Regions from separate parts of the Homo sapiens genome. Here region 1 is linked to region 2. Evidence: read pairs that join two places in POLR2A ChIA-PET (ENCODE). Cell type or tissue: PC-3. All regions are shown on one strand. Links, peaks and the distances in the headings refer to the core of each region. The heading gives the core; the rest is flanking DNA.

Region 1 (4,401 bases), core at 257-4,256, 73 kb after region 2:
TCCACCAGACTCTCCGGGACCATCCCTGCTTTTCCCTCACTTTCACTTCCGCTCCTGTGCTCCAGCCAAATGGATTGCTTTCCGCTCCTTCAGACCTCACCTCAAATGCCCTGCCCTCGGAAAGTCCCGCCCTGACTACCCCTCACTGTTCATCAAATCACTGAAATTTAGCTCTCAGATAACACTTAACATTTTCCTCCTTATTTTTTTGCTGTTTGTCTATTGGTCATCCTGTTGATTTGTTGGGTTATTGACTGCTTCTTCCAACTAAAATGCAAGCTCTATGAAATCAGGGCATCCTTTTTATCCCTAATGCCTGGAACAAGGTCTGGTATTTAGTGAGTGGACAAATATTAGTGGAATTTACAAGTGAGAATTCCTCAGGGATTGACAGACATTGCTTCAAAAGAGAAGTGGCATAACATACCCCCAATTTTGAGAAAGTTGGGAAATCATAATCATTATAGTTGAAACCTCAAAATAAATATCCCCTTATTTTGTACTCCAATCTGATGAAGTGGGACATACTAGTTCATCATGTTGTACCAAAATTATTTTTAATTATTTAAAGTTATAACTTATTTTATTTTTACTTGATAGGTAGGTAGACCTGATCATATCAAAGTTCTTTCAGTTTAGCATTCAAAGTTCTATTGTTGCAAAGAAAAGGAAAGCTTTTACACTGTTGGTGGGAGTGTAAATTAGCTCAACCATTGTGGAAGACATTGTGTCATATAATTACATTTTTAGCACAGTGTTAACTAACTGGTATAAGATTGATTTTATTTACTTGCCCAATTGCATTTAAATCGGTTAAAATTCATCCAACTAATTCAATAGTATAACTGTGGCCAAGTCTGAATATAAAACATTTGAAGCAATCATTACAATGTATTTCAGAAAGAAAATCTAAACAGCAAGGATTCAGCTAATCCAGCAACATACTTCAATGAAACAAAACTCTTCAGTCTAACCATAGATTTATTCAACTGTGCTCTTTGTTTTTATTGTATTATGTATATTCCTAGGAATATTATTCTCTGGGGGCAGTTTCGATTTCAACCATGGAAAAGATTTTCTCTGGAAAAGATTAATTCCTAATTCCTCTAGGCTGGACAATACGTTCCTAGTAGATTTCAGTGATAGATGGATGCACTTTCAGCCTCTGTAGAGAAACAATTCTAGCTGGTTAAAGGCCCCAAGCCTTCTGGAAATTTAAACATACCCACGTGCATTTCTTCTTTTTCCCTAGAGCAGACCATCAGATTGATGTAACTCTGGGTGGTGATGAGTGAGAAAACACAAGGCCAGCCCAAGGAAGCAGTCGCTTCCTTTATCTTTCCTGATAACAGTTGCTTCTCCTCTTCATCACTGAGTGTGTCTCAATGCATACACAAACTGCAGCCACTTCCCTAGGTATGTGCCTCTGTCTCTTTAATTTGATGTGGAGCTTCATGAGGTCAAATATTGTTTCTTAATCATGTGTATCCCTAGCTCCTAGCCATACACATGGTACATTGCAAATGCCTGAACAAATATTTCTTGCAGTGAAAAAGCAGAATCAGTAGTGATCTCACAAGGCTGCTGGATGTCTGCTCTTCCTTGCAGCCGAAGGATCCTCTAGCGAAGACTCTCATTTCTTTTCCTCTTTTTTCTGTTCTTGGACTCCGTGGAGGAGTTTGAGAGTTCTAACACCCACTTTAGGATTACTAATATTAAAAAGCCATATGGGGAGTATTGGAGGTGGTGGAAGCCCACTTGTTAAAAAGGGCCTCATCTTAAATAAATAATTAAAGAGAAATAATTATTTAGAAAAAAAAATAATGACTCAACCAAGACGACAGGTTTGTCTCTTGAATGAGTAGGCATTTGGTTGAGATAAACAAACATTGCCACTGGCAATAGATCCTGCTTCCTGTTGCTAGGCAGAGATCATGCTGGCTTTACTTAGATGGTGGTGTAAGTTTCCCAGCTGCTTCAAGTGCTTATTCAAGAGAAACTGAAAAATAAAAAATAAAAATGGAACAGGGGACAATGGGGAACTGGGCTCCCCCTAACCTGCTGAATAGGTCTGGTGTGGTTGTTCTCTGACAATTTTGGGAAAACTCTCCTGAAGAAACTGAGTTAGCTATCACCGGAAACAAAATGAGATCAGATAAGACAGAGAATGAGGGCCATTGTTTCTCCAAGAGAGAAAAGCACTTCATTACATTATGATTAGACTATTAAGACAAGATTCACCTGGTAGGACTAGTAGGTGAACAAAAGTGGTAAAGAATGGCCAGGGCCATGGGAAGGGCAACCTCATGGCAAAATTGGGCAACTCTTCCGAGAATAATGAAAGAAAATATTTGAAGCCACTTGAGAGACCCTAAGCTTGGATGGAAAACAGCATGGATTTGGAATCGGACACACCTATCTTTAGGACCCCAGTTCTATCCGGCTGAGAAATTCTTTAACTATTCAGAGAAAGAATAACTCATTTTTTAACTGCTAAGGGCAAGTTCCTTAATCTCTTTGAGCCTTAGTTTTCTCATCTCTAAAATGAGCATAATCACTTGAAAGTTATCAACTCTCTTCCCAGAAAAAAGCATATATCCAAAAAAACTTTTTTTTTTTTTTTTTTTTGAGACGGAGTCTTGCTCTGTGGCCCAGGCTGGAGTGCAGTGGCGAGATCTCGGCTCACTGCAAGCTCCGCCTCCCGGGTTCACGCCATTCTCCTGCCTCAGCCTCCGGAGTAACTGGGACTACAGGCGCCTGCCACCACGCCCGGCTAATTTTTTTGTATTTTTAGTAGAGACGGAGTTTTACCGGGTTATCCAGGATGGTCTAGATCTCCTGACCTCGTGATCCGCCCGCCTCGGCTTCCCAAAGTGCTGGGATTACAGGCGTGAACCACCGCGCCCGGCCGCATGCACTTTTAAGGAGTTCACAGATGTTCTGCAGCCCAATCCGCCTCTTGAGAATAAAAACATTACCTTACATTTTTTTTTATGCTGAGTTAAATTTTCTACTTCACAGAACTTTTCTAAAAATAGATGATTCATTATAAAATATATAATGAATATAGAAAAGACTATAAATACTTTTATTTATCAGTAAGAATTCTCTTTTAACAAGGATCACTGTGATTCACCAGCATACTTATTATTATTATAATGCTTAACTATAGCTTAACACTTCGCAAAATGTGGCCCCAATTTTTTTTTGTCAAAATTATGTTGGTTGCATGCTTAAGAATCAAGAATTCTGCCTCCAGAAATTCTGATCCAGAAGGTTTGAAGTGTGTCCAGGAATCTACATTTTTAACATAATAAAACCACTTTAGTTCCTAAATAAAGCTTAAGAATAGACAAAATTTGGATTCTAGCCCATCTGCTTTTACTATTAGAGGTAGTATCTATCTGTTTGGCTTTCTGCATTTTACATTCGACTTATTTAAAGTAAAAGGATCAACCTGTACTTTGTGTTCCACCATTTTGACTAACTATTTTGAAAGATTCCATTCAATGTCAGAGTAATGTACATCATAGTTATATGTGGAACAGGGAAATCAGCTAAGTCCAATGTTCTCAAGGGAGCTAGCAGTCAAAATATGTCCTGATGTTCATACACCAGGGGTCAGTTATTAGCTAAGGGCTCTCAGCAGTGCCCAGGGCACAGCAAGAAGTGAAAGCAAACAAAGGTAAAAGCAATGAAGACCATAGACAAAATCTATGGTTTACAAAAGCCATACAAAGGATTGTAAAAGACTGGCAGTACAGGACCATTTGGTATGGAGCAAATAGCCACAAATAGCTTAATTATTCCCAAGACCATTATGTTTTAGGCAGAGGAAAATAGTCGACGTCCATGATGATTATTTTATTTATTTAAAAATTTGGAAATATGCATCAAATAGTTTGTTTAAGAAGGAAATGAAGTGCATAATATATTTTAGAAAACTTCCTATCCAAAATTCAGAAGATTTTTTAATTCAACTCTCAAGAAAAATGTTACCTTCTGAAATTATTTGTCTTTGAAATATGAAAGTATATGTTGTCCCTTATCATAAAGATCTCACAAAAGATACAAAGCTATTAAACAGTCTGGTCACAAACCCTAGCCAGACTCAGACTGCAGCAGAAAAGATATTAAAAACTACTGAGTGCTATGAGAGTTTTCTGACAGCTGAGGGCAAACCTAGAAGGGATTAATTTTCATCCTGTATAAAAAACTAGATTTCATTTTCAAAGAAATTTTCAAATTTCCCTTTAAAAGATAATATAATAATAGCACATCATGAAGACATTTCATAGTAATTGATAAATAGAAAAACTTTCTTCCCAAATGTTAGAGGATTGCCTAAAGCATCAAATAGAAGTAAACAGAACTTCAAGGGGAAAGCGTCCCATGAGGGGG
Region 2 (4,401 bases), core at 132-4,131:
CTTCTAATATCTCTTCCAAATTTGAAAGTTATAGTTTTCCAGTATGTTAGGGTTCTTAATTCCCAAATTAAAAAAAAAAAAAACCTTTAATTCACTAGTGCAGGTAATAGAATAGCCACGTGACACTTTAAATTTTTTTTAATTTTTCTATTTTTCCATAGGTTATTGGGGTGCAGGTGGTGTTTGGTTATATAAGTAAGCTCTTTAGCGGTGATTTGTGAGATTTTGGTACACTCATCACCTGAGCAGTATACACTGCACTATATTTGTAGTCTTTTATCCCTCGCCCTCCTCCCACACTTCCCCCCAAGTCCCCAAAGTCCATTGTATCATTTTTATGCCTTTGCACCCTCATATCTTAGCTCCTACGTATCAGTGAGAATATATATTGTTTGGTTTTCCATTCCTGAGTTACTTCACTTAGAATAATAGCCTCCAATCTCATCTAGGTCGCTGCAAATGCTATTAATTCATTCATTTTTATTGCTGAGTAGTATTCCATCATAAATATATATCTCACAGTTTCTTTATCCACTCATTGATTGATGGTGGATAATCTTTTTTGGTTCCATATGGGTATTTGGATTGGTTCCACAATTTTGCAATTACAAATTGTGCTGCTATAAACATGCGTGTGCAAGTATCCTTTTCATATGACTTCTTTTCCTCTGGGTAGATACCCAGTAGCGGGATTGCTGGATCAAATGGTAGTTCCACTTTTAGTTTTTCAAAGAATTTCTGCACCATTTTCCATAGTGGCTGTACTAGTTTACATTCCCACCAGCAGTATAGAAGTGTTCCCTGATCACCGCATCCATGCCAACATCTAGTTTTTTATTTTTTGATTATGGCCATTCTTGTAGGAGTAAGGTGGTACCACATTGTGGTTTTGATTTGCATTTCCCTGATCATTAGTGATATTGAGCATTTTTTCATATGTTTGTTGGCCATTTGTATATCTTCTTTTGAGAATTGTCTATTCATATTATTAGCCCACTTTTTGATGGGATTATTTGCCTTTTTCTTACTGACTTGTTTAAGTTCATTGTAGATTCTGAATATTAGTCCTCTGTCAGATGTATAGATTGTGAAGATTTTCTCCCACTCTGTGGGTTGTCTGTTTACTCTGCTGACAGTTCCTTTTGCCATGCAAAAGCTCTTTAGTTTAACTAAGTCCCAGCCATTTATGTGTTTTTTATTGCATTTGCTTTTGGGTTTTTGGTCATGAAATCCTTTCCTAAGCCAATGTCTAGAAGGGTTATCCTAATGTTATCTTCTAGATTTTTATAGTTTTAGGTCTTAGATTTAAGTGCTTAATCCATCTTGAGTTGATTTTTGTATAAGGTGAGAGGTGTGGATCCAGTTTTATTCTCCTACATGTGGCTAGCCAATTATCCCAGCACCATTTGTTGAAAAGGGTGTCCTTTTCCCACTTTATGTTTTTGTTTGCTTTGTCAAAGATCAGTTGGCTGTAAGTATTTGGGCTTATTTCTGGGTTTTCTATTCTGTTTCACTGGTCTATGTGCCTATCTTTATACAAGTACCATGCTGTTTTGGTGACTATGGCCTTATAGTATAGTTTGAAGTCAGGTAGTATGATGCCTCCAGATTTGTTCTTTTTGCTTAGTCTTGCTTTGGCTATGCAGGCTCTTTTTTGGTTCCATATAAATTTTAGAATTTTTTTTCTAATTCTGTGAAGAATGATGGTGGTATTTTGATGGGATTGCATTGAATTTGCAGACTGCTTTTGGCAGTATGGTCATTTTCACAATATTGATTCTACTCATCCATGAGCATGGGATGTGTTTCCATTTGTTTGTGTCTATGATTTCTTTCAGCAGTGTTTTGTAGTTTTCTTGTAGAGGTCTTTCGCCTCCTTGGGTAAGTATATTCCTTTTTTTTTTTTTTTTTGCAGCTAACGTAAAAGGGGCTGAGTTCTTGATTTGATTCATCGCTTAGTCACTGTTGACATATAAAAGAGCTACTGATTTGTGTACATTAATCTTGTATCCGGAAACTTTGCTGAATTCTCTTATCAGTTCTAGGAGCTTTCTGGAGGAGTCTTTAGGGTTTTCGAGGTAAACGTTCATATCATCAGCAAACAGTGACAGTTTCACTTCCTGTTTACCAATCTGGATGCTCTTTATTTCTTTCTCTTGTTCTATTGCTCTGGCTGGGACTTCCAGTACTACGTTGAAGAAGAGTGGTGAGAGTGGGCACCCTTGTCTTGTTCCAGTTCTCAGAGGGAATGCTTTCAACTTTTCGCCATTCAGTATTATGTTGACTCTGGGTTTGTCATAGATGGCTTTTATTACATCGAGGTATGTCCCTTGAATGCCAATTTTGCTGAGAGTTTTAATCATAAGGGGATGCTGGATTTTGTTGAATGCTTTTTCTTCATCTATTGAGATGATCAGGGTAATTTATTTATTTACTTTTATTTATTTATTTATTTGAGATGGAGTCTTGTTCTGTCGCCCAGGCTGGAGTGCAGTGGCACGATCTCGGCTCACTGCAAGCTCCGCCTCCCGGGTTCACGCCATTCTCCTGCCTCAGTCTCCCGAGTAGCTGGGACTACAGGTGCCTGCCGCCATGCCTGGCTAATTTTTTGTATTTTTAGTAGAGACGGGGTTTCACCGTGTTACCCAAGATGGTCTCGATCTCCTGACCTCGTGATCCGCCTGTATCGGCCTCCCAAAGTGCTGGGATTATAGGCGTGAGCCACCGCACCCGGCCGTAATTTTTGTTTTTAATTCTATTTATGTGGTGTATCACATTTATTGACTTGCGTATGTTAAACCATCCCTGCATCCCTGGTATAAAACCCACGTGATCATGGTGGATTATCTTTTTGATATGTTGTTGGATTCAGTTAGCTAGTATTCTGTTAAGGATTTTAGCATCTATGTTCATTAGGGATATCAGTCTGTAGTTTTCTTTTTTTTTTTTTATGTCCTTTCCTGGTTTTGGTGTTAGGATGATGCTGGCTTCATAGAATGAATTAGGGAGGATTCCCTCTTCCTCTATCTTGTGGAAATAGTGTTAAAAGGTTGGTACAAATTCTTCTTTGAATGTCTGGTAGAATTCTGCTGTGAATCCGTCTAGTCCTGGACTTTTTTTTTTTTTTTTGGTAATTTTAAAATTACCATTTCAATCTCACTGCTTGTTATTGGTCTATCCAGGTTATCTAATTCTTCCTGATTTAAGCGAGGAGGGTGGTATGCGGGCTGCCTATACTGTAACCTCCATCTCAGCCCGGACTCTCCTCTTACTCCCCACACCTCATTTCCTAATATGTCTAGGTTCCATAGAGGAAACATCTCTTTCTCTTAGCTCATATTCATGCTTGGAGAAGAAATACAGTGAGGAATAGTGGGGAAAATCCTAGAAGGACTCTACCCTTCTTACTTTCTCTGTGGTTTTGAAAAAGTCAGTTCACTTCCATGAACCTCAGTTTCTTCATCTGTATTAGGAGGGGATTTGACAAGATGAGGGCTCAGCAGACTAAAGGGTCAAAGTCAGCCTGGTGCCTGTTTTAGTATCCCTGCAAGGTAAGAATGACTTTCACATTTTAAATGGTTGAAAAAAATCAAAAAATTAATATTTCATGACATAGGAAAACTGTATAAAATTCAAATTTCAGTGTCCCTTAATAAAATGTTATGAAGACACAACCATACTTAATTATTTATATATCATCCATGGTTGTTTTTTGTTAATGACCAAAATACTTATAATCTGGACCTTTAGAGAAAAACTTTGCCAACCCCTGGACTAGATGGTCCAATTGGTTCGTTAAATAGTAAGTTTCTGATTGTATTTTAATTTTATTTTAAATAAATTGTATACATCTTAAATAAATTTTTAAATAAATTTAATATGTTTTATTAATAATATAAAATTATTCTTTTAAATAACTACCAACTAAAACACTACAAATGTTTTAATGTTTACATATCATTTCTGCAGGTGGGCATATTCAGCCTTGAGCAGTGGAAGATACCAAGTGATACAGTTTGAATGACCCAGAAAGGCACTCTCCATTTTGTATCCCCCCTTAGCCCTCCATTACTCCTCTTGATCAAGAAGTTGGCATTTGGAGTTATGGAATTGTCTCCAGGATCCCCTATCAGAACGAGATTCTCTTGCTGGGGAAAGTAAATGCCCTGCCAGTGGTGTTTCTGGAGGCATTGCGCACTGAATCTCCATCTGCTCCCACACATCTCAGCCCTGGCCCCTGAGCAGGGCCATGTGACCAGTTCTAGTCAATTAAAACTCCAACTACAAATCTCCAGTTCTTTCTCCCCTTGCCTTTGCCAGGTCTGCAGGCACTTGCTGGAGGAAAGTGTTGTAAGATGATGGAGCCCCAGGCCATCTGCATACTTTGAGTGATTCCCTCCA

What was found. Peaks named below come from ENCODE experiments on the same cell type or tissue, not always from the same donor. Only the 100,000 strongest peaks of a DNase experiment are listed, where the experiment ranks them.
Region 1: POLR2A ChIA-PET joins it to region 2 with 5 read pairs; 3 of 35 experiments call an interaction of 5 or more read pairs at or near these places.

What each region holds. Positions count from the first base shown.
Region 1 is chr5:58,078,291-58,082,691 of GRCh38, reverse strand. No RefSeq gene overlaps it. Among named protein-coding and RNA genes, the nearest start is that of LINC02101, 42 kb to the left of the region's middle. In PC-3, for the core only: no CTCF peak of the experiment used is centred there; a DNase peak (open chromatin) is centred at 1,901; H3K27ac peaks cover 1,682 bases.
Region 2 is chr5:58,151,092-58,155,492 of GRCh38, reverse strand. No RefSeq gene overlaps it. Among named protein-coding and RNA genes, the nearest start is that of LINC02101, 31 kb to the right of the region's middle. In PC-3, for the core only: no CTCF peak of the experiment used is centred there; no DNase peak of the experiment used is centred there; H3K27ac peaks cover 936 bases.